Linked DNA regions of Homo sapiens: region 1 is linked to region 2. A link is an interaction called in ENCODE POLR2A ChIA-PET data of the cell type or tissue named here. Cell type or tissue: B cell. All regions are shown on one strand. Each heading gives the region's core, and the rest is flanking DNA. Links, peaks and the distances in the headings are about the cores only.

Region 1 (9,071 bases), core at 3,371-7,370, 92 kb before region 2:
ATATCGTTTGTGATAAGCTTCTTGGTGTTATCACAATAAATCGTAAAGCTTTAGGGCTAAAAAGGACTGTAGTGGTCTCATGGTCCAACCTCCTGACTTTTCAGATGAGAATATATCCCTGTTTATTTTTTCTTTCGTTTAAGCATTTCCATCTACATATTATTTCTTTTATATATTTGAAAGATTCTAGTCTGAAGTAGGTCAGGTAGGGAGGAGAAAATAAAAGTGATTCTTGTTTGGCAAAGACTTTCCTAGTGGTAGGCTTGGCAGAATTTCAGACTGCAGTATTGATTCAAACACGTAAAGTCTATAGCATTCAACATTTGAAGTGCCATTATAGCATTGTTTTAATTAACTGCTTGCTTTTATAAGCTAATTATATGTAAGTGCTGGTGTCTTCAATTTAAATCCTCTGCAGCATGACAAATCAATGACAATTTTTAGTTCTTTTGTCAGGTCTTAAACTTATACTCCCATTTGGCCGGGCGCGGTGGCTCACGCCTGTAATCCCAGCACTTTGGGAGGCCGAGGCGGGCGGATCACGAGGTCAGGAGATCGAGACCATCCTGGCTAACAAGGTGAAACCCCGTCTCTACTAAAAATACAAAAAATTAGCCGGGCGTGGTAGCGGGCGCCTGTAGTCCCAGCTACTGGGGAGGCTGAGGCAGGAGAATGGCGTGAACCTGGGAGGCGGAGCTTGCAGTGAGCCGAGATCGCGCCACTGCACTCCAGCCTGGGCGACAGAGCGAGACGCTGTCTCAAAAAAAAAAAAAAAAAAAAAAAAAAAAAACTTATACTCCCATTTGTAGTTGTAGAAGTGGATATACTCAGTTTGAAAATGACTGATTTTCTCCAAGTTATTTTGGTAAAGAATGTCGGACAAAAGTTTACTGAAGTGAGTGCTTTAGATGCTGACTTCAGGTCAGGGAGCTCTGCATTTGAACCCAAAGACCACATCTCCAGTATGTGGTTTTCTTACTGTGTGTGGTTTTGTTTTGTTTTTGTGACAGGGTCTTGCTCTGTTGCCTAGGCTGGAGTGCAGTGGTACAATCACAGCAGCCTTGACCTCCCAGGCTCAGGCGATCCTCTCACCTCAGCCTCCTGAGTAGCTAGGACTACAGTCACACGCCACCACATCGGGCTAATTTTTTTTTTTTTTTTTTTTGAGACGGAGTTTCGTTCTTGTTGCCCAGGCTGGAGTGCAATGGTGCAGTCTCGGCTCACTGCAACCTCTGCCTCCCAGGTTCAAGCGATTATCCTGCCTCAGCCTCCTGAGTAGCTGGGATTACAGGCATATGCCACCACGCCCGGCTAGTTTTTGTATTTTTAGTAGAGATGGGGTTTCATCATTTTGGTCAGGCTGGTCTCGAACTCCTGACCTCAGGTGATCCACCCACCTTGGCCTCCCAAAGTGCTGGGATTACAAGTGTGAGCCACCGAGCACATCGGGCTAATTTTTTTGTATTATTTTGTAGAGACAGGGTCATACCATGTTTTCCAGGCTGGTCTCGAACTCCTGGGCTCAAGCAATCCATCTGCCTTGGCCTCCCAAAGTACTGGGATTACAGGTGTGAGTCACCATACCCGTCCCTTAATGTGTTTTTAAGATACTTTAGGGCAACTCTTTTTTTTTTGTTTTTGAGATTATAGAACCTAAGCATTATTGTTCATAGAATTTTAATACAGAATGTGTTTACTTTTAAAAAACACTTCTGACTTTTTGAAGACAGTGACTATATCTGTTTTACGTTTATTTCTTTTATTCTTAAGTTAATCTTTTAAAGAAGCATCCAGCTTCACACTGTCATTAATCAATACATATAGGTCAAGGGATGTACATTTTATTCCCATAATATGTCACTGTTAGTCAAGAAATTGTTACTAGGTGACTTTCATAACTTTGTCTTGTCAACCAGTAATAACTATGTTCTGTAGGTCTTCATATTGGTAGTTATATTCTTCATTGTGTCTCTTTTTCCATTTTTAATGAAGAAACTGGTTTAAGAGTTACTCTTGAGGTTCTCATTAATGTATTTCTTTTTCGTACATCTGCCCATTTCTTGCTGATAATCACAAGACACTTCTCCTTCACTGACTTCATATCAAAATGTTTTCTACTGTATGTGTTATGACTGAAAGAGAAGTTTGCTTAGATAGTGCCTGTCTTCTGGGCAAATGGTATGATTAGTTTAGTAATTTAATCCATCTTGCCAATATACATTTCTAGATTCCCAGGAGAATATAATGTTCTTGTAAGAGTTTTGTATCTTGTTTACTAATGAAAAGAGAGAATATGGTGTATATTCTTGGGGCTTCAGAATGTCTAATAGAAGCAGCATCAGAAGGGGATCACGGTCCTCGTATGAAGAATTTAAAAACTTTTGGACTTTTAAATATTTACAGATTTGCTCTTCATAGTAATATTTGAAATGATTTTAAGTTCATTGCTTAGCATTTGATATTAGCAGATTTTTTTGGGGGGAGAAGCTTCTATCAAAATAATGTGTAAATTATTTTGTATGTTGGCAGTTTGGACTTAACATTTTTGTTGAAGGAGAAGAAAAATACCTGTTACATGTAAACACTCGATTGCATTTTTTATTGATTTAGTAATGAAGTTCCTTCAGTTAATTGTAAATGAAAATTTAGTCACTGTTTACAAAGAAAAAATAATATCCTAGTGTATTTCATGTATAATTTAGTGTACTTTACTCAGATACATTCTTTGAGTGTAGTAACATGGTTTCTTTATACATTGCAGGATTATAGGCCCTATAGGTTTAGATTCTCATGAACCTTTTGAGCAAATATGGCAGAAAGCTGGTCACTTTTCTCATGTCTTTAAATTAAGTGGATGGCTCTTCAAGTGTCTGTCTTACTCTTAGTCTGAACATATACACTCATTCTTATTGCCTCAAGGAAGTGGTCTCTGAGTTGCTTTCTGTAGCTCCTTGCCTCTTTTAACTATTATTGGTATTTACTTGGAGAGTTGAGTCTTGTTAGGTTAACTGTCAGTCATTCCCACCTGTATAACTTGTAAATCCATGCAGCCTTTGCTTTCTTTCTGGCTTTATTTAGGCTGAAATAGATGTAACATTTCTTAAATGATCATATAAGGATTTTTTTTTTCTTGTGAGCAGAAACTAATATAAGCATTTTATGCTTTTCCAAAGGGTTAGCTTAAAAAAAAAAGGTCATTTGTGATATTTGAGTTCATATAGCATCATATATTAAATACATGTCATTTATTATGTTTATATTTTAAATTTGATTATATATCTTCAGTTTAAAAGGTGAATTTTAAAAAGTCAAATTTAGGCAACTAATAAAACTAGCAGAAGTTGCTTTTCATTTGTAGTTTTTCTCCTAGAATATTGTATATATAGTTTGTGTTTTATAAATTATTGTTATAAAGATCATGTATCTTCCCCAAATGCAAAACCGAGTTCTGACAACTATTTAAAAATAAAACAACAAATCCAAACAAACAAAAGTGCTTGGTTAATCTGGAATGTTAGAAATTGTTTTATTCTCTGAAGAAACAAGAAAATTGCATTAGACCGAGGACTTTTGCCATAATTTAGCTTTATAATAGGGATTGACTTAAATTTACTCCTTAGGATTCTGTCTTACCTTCTCTTAGCAGATTTTATAAAAGAATATCACTTGAGTAACATTTTGGAAAGGCTGGGCAGATTTCATAAGCTACCCAACAAGGCAGTTTTATACTAGCTAATGTGACTACCTGTTGGGCTAATGAAACTAGTTTAAAAGTTTTATCTTTTTCTCTCCACTGAACAGATCATTGTAAAATGATTATTGTAAAAATTTAGATAACACAGAAATAGGTAAAACAGAAAGCAAAAGTCCCTGTAGTCCAACTGCTCTGGCTTTTATTCTTTCAGATTTCATTTTCTATATATACTAGGAGGTTAATAATATTTTATTTTTAAAAATTATTGGCCAGATATACATCCTTTCCATTTTGGGCCATCACTTTACAACCTCTGTCCAAATTTTCATTCTTTTAAAAAATATGTAGTGTTTGACATTATGGATATACCATAATTTATTGCCCCATTCTTGATGGACATTTAGATTTTTAATTTTTACTTTTGCAATCAGTGCTGTACTGAACTTTATATACATCCTTGCATCTTTTGAGTAATTCTGTAGAAGTTCCTACAAATAGAATTATTAGATCAAGATGATATGCATGTTTAAAAATTTAGCAGATATTACCAAATGCACCCTCAAAAGTTTTACATTACACCCCCACCAGCTGTTTATGGAATGTCTGTTTACCTATATTCTCAACACAATATTATCAATCTTAATCTTCAGTCCAATAGGTAAAACATTGTTAGAATTGGTTATACCGTGTCTTAATTATTCAGTGAAGTTAAATGTCAGTTACTGTTTGTTTATATTTGTGAATTGGCTGTTACAGTGTTGGATCTTGTGCAATTAGGTTGGGCTTTTCTTATGATTCATAAGGACTTTTTGTATATTACAAATACTAGTTTTGGCTGGGTGCAGTGGCTCACGCCTGTAATCCCAGCACTTTGGGAGGCCAAGGTGGGCAGACCTTTTGAGATCAGGAATTCTAGACCACCCTGACCAACATGGTGAAAGCCCATCTTTACTAAAAATACAAAAAAATTAGCTGGGCATGGTGGTGTGCGCCTGTAGTCCCAGCTACTTGGGAGGCTGAGGCAGGAGAATGCCTTGAACCCAGGAGGCAGAGGTTTCAGTGAGCCGAGATCACAAGACTCAATCTCAAAAAAACAAAAAACAAAAAAAAATAGTTTTTTTTGTCATATGTTTTGCAGATTGCCCCCCCCCCATTTTGATGTTATTTCTGATATATCTTGGTTATACAGTTTTTTCTTTTAATTTTTGTCTTTCTTAAAGGTTCCAAAAGTCTTTCTTCACTTCAAGATTATAAATTATCTACCTATCTTTCCTTTAGTTCTCTGTTTTCATTTTTATATTCTAATATCATTTAACCCATCAGGAATTTCCTTTGGTGTAAAGAATGGGTAGGGGATTTGGTTTTTAATTTTGTTCTTTTTAGTTTCCTGGTTGTTTCAACACTATTTACTGAGTAATTAATGAATAGTGAGGGGCAGTTGTAAACTTGTTTTTGAAGATCAGCAGAATCAGCCTTCTTGGTTGGTGGTTTCCTGGGCAGTTCTACCACTCGAGCAAGACCTGAAGTGTTTCCCTTCAGAAACCACAGCCTGTGCCATCTTGCTCACTCACTTTCCTTCCTTCCTTCCTTCCTTCCTTCCTTCCTTCCTTCCTTCCTTCCTTCCTTATTTGACAGAGTTTTGCTCTATTACCCATGCTGGAGTGCAGTGGCGTCATCTTGTCTCACCTCAACCTCTGCCTCCTGGGTTCAAGCTATTCTTGTGCCTTGGCCTCCAGAGCAGCTGGGACTACAGGCATGCACCACCACACCTGGCTAATTTTTGTATTTTAGTAAAGACAGGGTTTCACCATGTTGGCTAGGCTGGTCTTGAACTCCTGACCTCAAGTGATCCGCCCACCTTGGCCTCCCAAAGTGCTGGGATTACAGGCCTGAGCCACTGCGCCTGGTCTTGCCCACTCACTTGAACCTCTACTACTTTGTAGTATTAAACCCAGATCCACTGATTTAAGCAAGGCTTCAAAACAATTTTACTGCCACAGCCTATATAAACTATAGATTTATATAATACTCTCTGTTCCATTTTAGTTGATTTTTCCCCCAATGACAGAAATTGTTCTTTTTTCTACTCACAGGACTGTTATTGAATTAGAAATTTGAATTTACATGTGGTGGATGAACATCACTCTTGTTACCTGCTTCATGTACTTTTTTGAGTGCTTACTACCTGTGATGATTATTCTGTTTCTGATCTCCAGTACTTAGCAAAACTGGAGTTTTTCCGCAAAGCTGCAGATGAGGGAATGATTTACCTTAACAGCCCTTCAGGATTTTAACCTAGGATTAAGTAGGTTTGCATGTTTGTGATTCCTTTCATTCAGGGCCCGGCTTCTGAAGGTAGGATGCGGGGAAGAGCTTTAAGGATCTAAATTTCCTCCCAGCCTGAGCAACATAGTGAGATCCCATCTCAATAAAAAATAAAAAAATTAGCCAGATGTGGTGACACGTACTTGTAGTCCCAGCTACTCGGGAGGCTGAGGTGAGATAATCATTTGAGCCCAGGAGTTTGAGGCTGCAGTGAGCCATGATTGCACCACTGCACTCTAACCTTGGCAACAAGAGCTAGACCCTGTCTCAAAAAAAAAAAAAAAAAAAAAAGGAGTCTAAACTTCCCGATACTGTATTCCAAATGTCCTATGTTAAATGCTGTGTTATCATTCCCCGCCCCTTGGAATGTAGAAACCGTTAATTACAGGATAAAAGTGAACTGAGAAGCAAATACCCTTGTGTTGTAGGGTAGAGGTTCTTCACCCAATGTGGAATTGGTCTGTAACAAATACTGAACAACACAAACTGAAATAATTTACAATCTGATATGAATTACTCTTTTTCATTTCTTAACTCCAACACTTGATTAGTTGCTTTCATTAAATACATCTGTGTCAATATCTTAATGGGGTTTTTTCTTCCGTTTTTGTTTCTGCCTCTCTCCTGTTGGAGCGACTCATTTCTTTTCAAGTGTCGTCTTCAATCTCCCTTCTCCTATTTTGCCTTCTCAACCTGATTATGAATTCACTTCCATTATTGAGCTTCTCTTTACTTTATCCAAATTTGCTATTTATCTCATTGCAGTTTTTCTTCAGTACTTACTTTGCATAAAAGTAGCCTGAACTTAAATTATATACACGGTCATTTTCACCAGAAGGGCTAGCTAATTTAAAACTTGGGCGTGTTATCTTTTCTTTCCTCAAGTCCTGCAGAATATAGGGTAGTTTCAGAAATCACCCCCAGCTTTTCTCTAGACTTGGTGACAGCTGATGCTTTCTTCTGACTCTTCCTTTCCTGGAGTGCCGACCTTCCTGCACCTTCCTCGCTGTTGTCACATGGAAAGGCTACAGGATGTTAGACAATGTCAACAGTTTACTATGTCTCTGGCATGAAATAAATGGACCAACCAGTATCTGAGAATATTTTTTACTTGGCTAATTGATTGTATGTTTTCCCCTACTATATGGAAGTTGGACTTAGCCTTTCTCATGTTAAAGATTATTCAGAGGCAGGACGGCCATGGCTGTTGTCTTTGGGATGTCCACTGTAAAATGGGGAGTCATACCTACCTCACAGGGTAGTTGTGAAATTTAAAGAAGCTAACTTTGGTAAAGTCTCTAGCACAGTGCTTGGCACATAGTAGGGTGTGTTAATTTCTTTCCCTTCCCTGCAGGCCATTCACCTGCTCTTCCCTCTACGATTTTCCATAACACAGTTTTTACTTGGAACCAGCCTTCTGCCAAGAGTCTCAGTTTGGTTGTGTACTCCTACAACTACTATTTTTGGCTTGACTTCCCTCTCCAGCTCCCAGTGGTCCAGCCACACAGTCGCCTATTGTACCAGCTGGTTGATGTAAGTCTATCCATCCTCAGAGGAACCTGGTTACTTACCAGTAAGCTGTGTTTCTCTGAAAATGTAGCATCCTTGGTAATGATTCTAGTCCCCCCCATCCCCTTTTTTTTTAAACCATTGATGATGAATCATCTCTAACTTCCTTGTGTGATCCTCAAGTTGGAACTGGAATTAGAGAATCTAATTTGTTGATAAAGGTCTCCTAGTAAGTTCCTGAGTCCAGGACACATGGCTCTGACCAGGTGAAATGTGGAGACCCATGAGGTAAAAATTCTTTTCACTACTCTGAGTGACATGAGACTTAATTATGTAAACTGTCAAGGATGATACATTTTCAAAGAAAAATAAGTTGCTGGTAAGTAACTGGGATTTTTGAGTAATTTTTCTGTAAGTCAATAAATAAGAATCCCACGTTTGTTTTCACCAACAAATGCTTTTGCATTTGAATATTTCATAAATGAAAGGAATATGGTTGTTAGTTACGGTTAATAGTAAAGAATGGGATAGGTTTCTAGATACTAGAAATACAGTGAGGTGGGGGTAGACCATCAGTTTTCTAAATAGGTGCTCTCTTAGCTTGAAACAGAAATTGAAGTCTCCATTAGAGAAAATCATCAAGTGTAGTCTGTTCATTCCAGAAACATTTTTTGAGTGCCTACTGTTTTTTTGAGACACTGTGCTGAGTATCGTTTCAAGACAGAGGTGAAGCCACACTTGGCTCAGCTGCTTTTGCCCTCAGAGAGCTTATTTCTTGTCTCTTAGTGACTCTCGCATGACTCAGAACTGAGGCGATGGGATACTGGGGTATGACAGAGGTATGGGACTGGAAGTAGTACGTAGTGCTGCAGCCTGTGCCTTAATATTTTCTGTGCTTCCATAAGTTCTTTCTGTTAATGGGAAAAATCAGCTGACTTCATTCAGAATTTGCAGAGTATTTGCTGTATCACTAGAGCAACCATAGATGAAGCAAAGCCAATGCTCCTTCTTTGTCATAGTTGAAAACTCATTCTCTAACCCTTATGTGCGACTTTGGAGTTAGGTGTTAAAGCAGGTGAATAAGTCAGTCGGAGAGGCAGCCCACTCCCCATTAAGCTTTCAAAGCACTTCTTCCTTCAGAAGCCACAGAATTAATTTATTCCTGCCAAATGTTAAAAAAATCGGAATTTTTTTTTTTTAAGAAATGAAAATTGTTTTGTACTTTAAGTCACTGGATAGTATTTGATACTATCAGTATCAGTAATTATATTCAGTATATTCGGTAATTATAAGCACCTCCACCCCCAAATTTACCCAGTTAAGTAGAAAGAAGGAAAGAAGACTTGGTAGTATTAATAAGTTGTTGTTGGAGGAGATGCTCCTATTACATTATGTCTCTATTTTCTTTTTTTTTTTTTTTTTGAGGCGGGGTCTCCCGTCGTCACCCAGGCTGGAGTGCAGTGGTGCTGATCACAACTTACTGCAGCCTTTGCCTCCCAGGCTCAAGTGATCCTCCCACCTCAGCCCCTCAAGTAGCTGGGAC
Region 2 (9,071 bases), core at 1,842-5,841:
ACAAAGCGGCTATCCAGCACCCTGTAGTGCATGAGTTTTCATCGACCACAACCTTGGCCTTGCATTCATACTGTGGTTTATTATGGTTTTAATATCCATTTCTAGGGCATAGACAGTTTTGTTTTGTTTTTTTTTTTTTTTAAAGAGACAGGATCTCACTATGTTGCCCAGGCTGGAGAGCAGTGGCTATTCACAGACATGATCATAGCAGGCTACTGCCTCAAACTCTTGGTCTGAAGTGATCCTCCCACCTTAGCCTCCTGTGAAGCTGAAAATACAGGCACGGGTCACCACATTGGCTTGACTTAGCATAATTCTTAAGGGCCTTAGGATTTTCAGAATGGTAAGTGATCACTCGTTTCAACAAAGTCACCAGCTACATTCACCTCCAAGAGAGTCAGCCTGTCCTTTGAAGCTTTGACACAAGCATTAACTTCTCTCTAGCTATGAAAATCCTAGGTGGCATGGAATACTATGCAGCCATAAAAAAGGATGAGTTCATGTTCTTTACCACGGACATGGATGAAGCTGGAAACCATCATTCTGAGCAAACTATCACAAGGACAGAAAACCAAACACTGCATGTTCTCACTCATAGGTGGGAATTGAACAATGAAGACACTTGGACACAGGAAGGGGAACATCACACACCAGGGCCTGTCGTGGGGCGGGGGGCTAGGGAAGGGACAGCATCAGGAGAAATACCTAATGTAAATGACGAGTTAATGGGTGCAGCAAACCAACATGACACATGTATACCTATGTAACAAACCTGCACATTGTGCATATGTACCCTAGAACTTAAAGTATAATTTAAAAAAAAAAAAAAAAGTCCTAGGTGGCATCTCCTTCCAGTAGAAGGATGTTTTGACTAAATTGAGTATCTGTTGCTTACGCAGCCACCTTCATCAATGATCCTAGATTTTCTGGCTAACTTGCTATTCTCCATCAGCACTTGCTGCTTCACCTTGCACTACTGTTATAAAAGATGGCTTCTTTTCTTTAATCGCATGAACCAACCTCTGCTAGCTTCTAGCTTTTCTTCTGTAGCTTCCTCACTTCTCCCAGCCTTTACAGAATTGCAGAGAGTTAGGGCCTTGCTCTGGATTAGGCACTGGCTTAAGGGAATGCTGTGACTGGTTTGATCTTCTATCCAGACCACTCCAACTTTCTCCTTACCAGCAATATGGCTGTTTCGCTTTCTTATCATTTGTGCATTCACTGGAGCAGCGCTTTTAATTTCCTCCAAGAACTTTTCCTTAGCATTCACAACTTGGCTAACTGTTTAGCACAAGAGGCCTAGCTTTTGGCCTATCTCAGCTTTCAACATGCCTTCCTCATTTGGCTTAATCATTGCTAGTTTTTGATCTAAAGTGAGAGAAATGCAACTCTTCATTTTACTTGAACACTCTGAAGCCATTGTGGGGGTTATCAACTGGCCTCAACTCAAGATTGTTGTGTCTCAGGGAGTAGGAAGGCCAAAGAGAGATGGGGGAATGGCCAGTCGGTGGAGCAGACACATGCATTTATGGATTAAGTTTGCTGTTTTAGATGGGTGCAGTGTGTGGCGCCTCAAAGCCATTCTTTTTATCATTGATTTTGCCAGAGGCTTGTCGGTTTTTTAAAGAACTATTTTGGGTTTTAATAATTTTCATTACTGTATCTTTATTTCATTTCTGTACCTTTTTACTTTTTTTTTTTTTTTTTTTTGAGATGGAGTCTCACTCTGTTGCCCAGGCTGGAGAGCTGTGGCACAATCTTGGCTCACTGAACCTCCGCCTCCCGGGTTCAAGTGATTCTCCTGCCTCAGCCTCCTGAATAACTGAGATTACAGGCGTGCATCACCACGCCCAGCTAATTTTCGTATTTTTAGTAGAGACGGGGTTTCTCCATGTTGGTCAGGCTGGTCTCGAACTCCTGACCTCAGGTGATCTGCCCACCTCTGCCTCCCAAGGTGCTGGGATTACAGGCGTGAGCCACCACGCCCAGACTACTTCTTTCCTTACATATGCCTTTTCTCTACAAATCCTTGTTTTGGTTAACTCTGTAATTTCCTTTTTTAAATAAGCATTTAAAATACTTATATAAAATGTTCATACTACATGGAAAGTATAGGAAAAACCTATACTAATACTAGAGTTTCTTCTACATGCCACTTGGCTGCATCACATCAATCTGATGTGTATATATTTTCCTTATCATTCAGTTATATTTTCTCTTTTCCACTGTTCGTTCTAAGAGTTAAACAGTTTAGATTTCCAAAATGTATTTTACCTTCAAAAAAATTTAATTTCATTTTAAAATTAAATTGCGGAAACATGAGAATGTTATCTTTTTGACAGTTTATTTAAAATGTGATGAGACTTGTTGCCAAGTATATAATTTCTGCTGGGCCAGAACGGGGGGGCCATTATTTCACATGTGCCTAAAAACAATGCCCATCTCTAACTATTGGATACAGGGACCCATTAGAGCTGGTCAACTCTATTTTTCAGATCTTCTATATTGTTTCTGATTTGTCTGCTTATTAATTACCAAGAAATTTTTAGTGAAATCTCCCAAATGGTTTTATCAATTTATCTTATAATTCTCTAAAATATCTGCCATATTTTGAGGCAGTGTTAACTAATATACATATTTGAAATTATATTCCTGGTAACCTGTACCTTTTATGATTAGGAAGTAACCACGTTTATTCCTAACAACATTGCCTTAGAAACTTATTGTATCTGACATTATTATACCTTTCGGTTGGAATTTTCCTTAAATGTCTTTGTTCCAGCCCTTTATTTTCAACCTTTGTTTCTGTGTCTTGGTGTGTCTACTGTAAATCACCACAGCATAATTGACTTTTTAAAAAAACTGAGTCTAGTATTATCTGATAGACGAGTTTGGTTTTAGGTAAACTGTTTCATACTGTTATTTGGATTAATTTCTACGATCCTGTTTTGTATTTTCTATTTTAACTCTGTTTCTATGTTTCCGGTTTTCCTCCCTTTCCCCTTCTACTGGAATGGTAGTTTACTTGTTCCCTTATAGCTCTTGTTTTATTTTGGAGTTATACATTCTTGAAATGGTTAATTACCTTAAAATATGACATGCCCACTTTACCTTGCAACAATTTTGGAAGATTCTATTACCTCTTCAAATATTTCCGGTCCCCTTTCTATTTTCTCCTAGCTCTTCTATTACGTCTATGTGAGATATTTTCATGTTACCTTCTATACCTTGGTTGAAAGTCTTCAATGATCTTCTATCACTTTATCTTTGTTCAAACTTTCTAATTTTTCCTGATCTGCCATCTGGTTAAGTGATTCTCTTTTGGTTGTGTCAAATTTAGTGTTTAATTTTAATGACTTCATTTTACATTTATAGAATTTCTCTTTTAAAAACCTGTCTTGTTTTCCATAGTGGTTTTTGCTCCTTGATTCTAAAGACAACTTTCCCCACTCTCCTTATATCCAGAGCTCAGCTTAAATCCTTTAGCAGTTGCCTTCCTGGGAGAGTAGGTCGATGATTATTATTTTTTTCAGTTCACCTATACACTTAAGGGTATTTAGGCTTCTGTCTTCCAGGTTTCCATGGAAACGTCAGCTCTCAGCCCCTCCCAGCCAGGTGTAAGGCTTTGTTTCCTTTTCTGTGTGACCCCTACCGGCCAGCCTACCTTGCTCAAGTCCTTATGCTGCCACACAGAGGCTCACAATGGTTAGCACCTTCATTTTCAGCTCTCTTCTCTTCTTCAGATGCCTGGGAATTCCCTCTTACTTTTGTGCAGAGCATTACACTTTGCTGTATTTCACACAGCACCCAGTTTTAGGTGCTTGGTTCCAGGATGTTTCAGGTTATTTAGTTCAGCCTGACTGCTGTTCCTTGGCAATCTATGGCTTCCCAGCTACTAAATTAACAAAGGTTTTTAAAAAAACAAACCCAATGATAGCTAAAGTGCAGCAAAATGGGAGCTTCCATATGCTTAAGAGTGTACACAATTACACCGTTTCTGAAGTAAAATCTGGAATATTCAAAAGCCTTCAACAAGTGCATTCCTTTTGATACAGCAATTATATTCATAAGCATTTATCACAGGGAAATCATCACGGAAATGTACAAATACTTAGCTAGCAAACTATCACAGCATTGCTCCTAATGGCAAAAAACTCGTAACAAGCTATTTGTCAAACTTAGTTAAACCCACTCTCGGGTCCACCTGAAGATAGAGTACGCAGCTTTTAACAATGTCATGGAATAGATGGTGGTTAAAAAGACTGCAATATATTTATCACATTTCAGCTAAGACATCAATCGTAACATGTATCATTAAGTATATTTAAGAAAAGAAAATGCTGCCAACTAGAATGCATTTTCATCAGATGGAATTTTTACTTTTACTTACTAAAGAATCACCTGTTTTAGACTTAAACAGATTTATCCTAACATTCTCGTAAGTGGATAAAGAAAAGCTAAATAGATTGGCTAGGATATTGCCAAAATGGTTTTACATAGAGTCCATTCTGAATCATTTTGACTCTTACTAAGGATGTCTGTGTTTTTCCACATAACGTTGTCCTCCGAGCCACTAAGTATGTTAGCACTCCTTAGTAGTAGTCCAAGGCTAATTCTAGGATTTTCTCCTAATCTGCGCCCATCCATTTTCTAAGTCTGATCCTGAGCTTTCTTGATATCCAAAGGTTTGTTCTTTCAGGGCAGATTCTTGCAATGGTCCTTAAATAGTTTGCTGACAGAAAGAACAAGGCTGCACGCAAGTGTGCACTGATGCAATGATGATGACTAGGTCATCACTGATACCTGGCCAGCTACTGTACTATGTGCACTGACTTTGCAATGCACTCGAATCAATGAATCAATGTAGCAGTTGCTTCCAGAGAGCAGGGCTAGGGGTTTTAAACTTTTGGCCACAGAATCCTTTCATTCTCACCAAGTGTTCTTTGTGGAGGAAAGCTCAGTGCCCAGAACACTGCCCCTCCCCACCATTACTTCCTCCCCCAAGCCCACCCCTCAGAGAGGACCTCACACACACACAGGCAAGGGGCCTCACAAAACAGATTGAAAGGCACAATTGAAACAAAACGAATGCTTCTTAAAAGCTGTTTTGAAGTTTCTACTCAGTTTAACATCACATTCATTCCCAAATCAGCATCACTCCTCACCATTATCTAGTCAGGAATGGAAAGCATTAGATGATAGTGGTTAGGAGACTTCCTGCTTATGACAATTTAGGTTCAACGTATATCTAAATTGAAGAGATGAAACAAGCAAAACAACTGAAGAACAAGCCAGAATGTTATGATCCCACCCTCCCCACCCATAGTGGGAAACATCTTTAACTGTTTCTAGAGTTAGTTCTTCATTTTTAGCTGGATATGTACATGTCTTTAAGTCATATGCTTGTTTTGTTCTTTGACCAATCAACGTTTGCGTAAATTATTGATTTCCTGCGAATAGAGAACACATCTCCTTTCTACCCCCTACCTCCAGTCCATCTTCATCCTAATAGTCACTATGGAGCCTCTGAAACTTTCAGTTACTTAAACCATGATTCCAATTTTAAATGTACCGAAGTACCTAACCACATTTCTGGCAAATAACGATAAACTCTAGAAAAAATATTAAAACAATGATCTTGAAGGCACCAGAGAACCACCAAAAGAAGGTGTATACTGAAAAGTGGCCTAGTGTTGGAAGAAGGGAATGGCACAGCCCAACATGGTTGATGTAAAAGAAACAGGAAAATGAGATCCACTCTCAAGACAAAAGACAATCAACAGAGACCAGCTGTAGTTGACCCAAATGTTGGAATTAGGAGACAAAGACTCTAAAGCAACTATTATAGTTATAATAAAAGATATAGAAAAATATGTTCATAATCAATGAAAATTGCAGCACAAAAACAGAAACCATGAAAAAGAACAAAATAAAAATTCTAGAACTGAAATACCAGGAAATCTAGAATAAATTACTCATTGGATGGTCTTGACAGCAAAATAAAGACGAGTCATGGGTTTGCACAGAGACCAACAGAAACGATCAACTCTTGAGAGGAAAAAAAAGATTAAAACTTCTAGAAAACCAAAGGGGGAACAATCTTGAAAGCGGACAGGGAAAAAGAACGTAACACAGAAAAAGAGTTCACATGACCAGTAACTTCTCATCAAAAACTACAAAGGCCAGAAGACAGTGCAATAACATGTTTAAGTGGTGAAAGAAAAAAAAATGCTGAAAGAAAAAAAGTAATTGTAGTTCTATAGCCAGTGAAAATATCCTTCAAAGATGAAGGCAAAATAATGCTATTTTCAGGTAAAATAAAACTAAGGGAATTCATAGTAGAGACCTGCATTTTGGGTGGAAGCAAACTGACACTACAATAGAATCCTGCATCTTTAGGAAGGAATGAAGAGCAGTAGAAACAGTAAGTATCTGGGTAAATATACTTTTCTTAATTCTTTAAAATACAAAGGATGGTTTAAAACAAAAATTTATAATATCGTCTTGTGGGTTTAAAAACATATGTAGAGGTAATATAAAGGAGAGCGATACGAGTAGTAAATGGAACTATACAACCACAATTCCTCTACATTTTCTATGATGTCATACAATCTTAACTCTAAGTGGAATGTTAAGAAAAATGTGTATTATATCCTTAGAGCAATCTCTTTATTCCTTCTTCTCTTTCACACACACACACACACACACACACACACACACACACACACTGCAGAAACAACCAACAAATATATTAAAAAGGAACTATAAAAAAATTTCAAATAATCCTAAAGAAGGGTGGAAAGCAAGAACAAAGAAACTTTTTAAGGGGAGAAAAAAACAAAATGGTAGGCCTAAAATTAATCTATTAATAATTATAACAAATGTTAATGGGCTAAAACTACAATTAAAAGACAGAGATGGTCAGAAGGGGCAAAGCAGCAAGACCGCTCTATATGTTGACATGAGGGACACAATTTAAATATAAAAATACACATAAGTTGAAAGCAAATGGATGGAAAAAGATTATCATGCAAACATTAAGCATAGAAAGAGGTTAAAGAAGCTAATAACTATCAGGCAACAAATTACTACCAGGGATAAAAAGGGACACATTTCATAATAAATGTACTTAAAAGACATATTCGCAAATGTATTTTTGTCTAACAACAGAGTTTCAAAATATATGAAAAAAAATTTGTTTTTTGAGATGGAGTCTTGCTCTGTCACCTAGGCTGGAGTGCAGTGGTGCCATCTCGGCTCACTGAAACCTCCACCTCCCAGGTTCAAGCGATTCTCCTGCCTCAGCCTCCAGAGTAACTACAGGCGCCCACCACCATGACCGGCTAATTTTTGTATTTTTAGTAGAGACAGGGTTTCATCACGTTGGCCAGGCTGGTCTTGAACTCCTGGCATCAGGCGATCTGCCCGCCTTGGCCTCCGGCGATCTGCCCGCCTTGGCCTCCCAATGTGCTGGGATTACAGATGTGAGCCACCACACCTGGCTTAAAATATATGAAAATTTGACAGAATTAAAGGGTAAAGGAGACAATTTCACAATCATAGGATAAGATTCAACATTCCTCTCAGCAACTAGACCATAGGAAAAATATCAATCACAACTTGGATGATCTGTATGGGCAGTTGTAACATTCTACACCCAGTGGTATACTGGTAAATTGGCTCTCTGAGCAGGGAGAAAAGAAAAAAAGAAAAGCCCTGATTTGTAGCCTCCATAGATGTCTATTGTATAAGGTTCCCACCATGGCAGATGCAAGCTACCAACAGGACAATATCACACAGGGAGATGGGAGAGAGATGGGCACAATCATCTCCCGCAAGCTGATCTGATCCAGCTCCAGCACATCACCATCTACAGCCAACAGCTGCAGAACCCACATTCTTTTCAAGAGTACATGGCACATTCACCAAGATAGGCTATTTTCTGGGCCACTGAACACGTTTCAATACATTTAAAAGGACGGAAATTATACAGTGTGTTCTCTGATCAAAATGGAATTATAATTAGGAATTAGTAACAATAAGCTACCCGGGAAAATCCAATATTTCTAAACAATATCTTCCTATATAATTCAAAGGTCAAATAAAGTGTTTTGAATTAAATGGTAATGAAGATACAACATATCAAAATTTGCAGAATAAGGCTAAAAATCCTTAAAAGGAAATTTATACTTTCAAATACTTATATCAGAAAAGGTAGAAAGAGTTGGGCATGATGGCTGATGCCTGTAATCCCAGCACTTTGGGAGGCTGAGGGAGGTGGATCACTTGAGGTCAGGAGTTTGAGACTAGCCTGGCCAACATGGTCAAACACCCAGTCTCTACTAAAAATACAAAAATTAGCTGGGCGTGGTGGTGCATGTCTGTAATTCCAGCTACTCAGGAGGCTGAGGCAGGAGAATCGCTTGAACCCGGGAGGCAGAGACTGCAGTGAGCCAAGAACATGCACTGCACTCCAGCCTGGGCAACAGAGTGAGTGAGACTCCAACTCAAAAAAAAAAAAAAAAAACCAGAAAAGGTAGAAAGATTTAAGAATTATTAATTAAAATGGCAATACTCCCTGACATGGTTTGGCTGTGTCCCCACCCAAATAGCACCTTGAACTGTAATAATCCCCATCTGTCAAGGGCAAGGTCAGGTGGAGATAACCAAACCATGAAAGCAGTTTCCCCGATAGTGTTCTCGTGGTAGTGAATAAGTCTCATAGAATCTGATGGTTTTATAAATGGGAGTTTCCCTGCATAAGCTCTCTTGCCTACTGCCATGTAAGACATGACTTTGCTTCTCCTTTGCCTTCTACCATGATTGTGAGGCCTCCCCAGCCACGTGGAACTCTGAGTCCGTTAAACCTCTTTCCTTCATAAATTACCCAGTCTCGGGTATATCTTTATTAGCTGTATGAGAACAGACTAATATACTCCCCAAATTGATCCAAAGATTCAATGTAATCCCTATCAGAATCCCAGTTGGCTTCATTGTAGGAAGTTAACAAGCTGATTCCAAAATACATATAGAATTTCAAGAGACTCAAAAGAGCCAAAATAATCTACAAA

What was found. ChIA-PET counts read pairs that join two places held together with the same protein. Peaks named below come from ENCODE experiments on the same cell type or tissue, not always from the same donor. Only the 100,000 strongest peaks of a DNase experiment are listed, where the experiment ranks them.
Region 1: POLR2A ChIA-PET joins it to region 2 with 7 read pairs; 2 of 35 experiments call an interaction of 5 or more read pairs at or near these places.

Annotation. Positions count from the first base shown.
Region 1 is chr7:148,835,303-148,844,373 of GRCh38, reverse strand. All of the region lies in intron 3 of EZH2 (enhancer of zeste 2 polycomb repressive complex 2 subunit), which reads left to right. Among named protein-coding and RNA genes, the nearest start is that of EZH2, 44 kb to the left of the region's middle. In B cell, for the core only: no CTCF peak of the experiment used is centred there; a DNase peak (open chromatin) is centred at 5,283; H3K27ac peaks cover 709 bases.
Region 2 is chr7:148,742,055-148,751,125 of GRCh38, reverse strand. The region is part of intron 2 of CUL1 (cullin 1); the gene reads right to left. Among named protein-coding and RNA genes, the nearest start is that of CUL1, 48 kb to the right of the region's middle. In B cell, for the core only: no CTCF peak of the experiment used is centred there; a DNase peak (open chromatin) is centred at 3,645.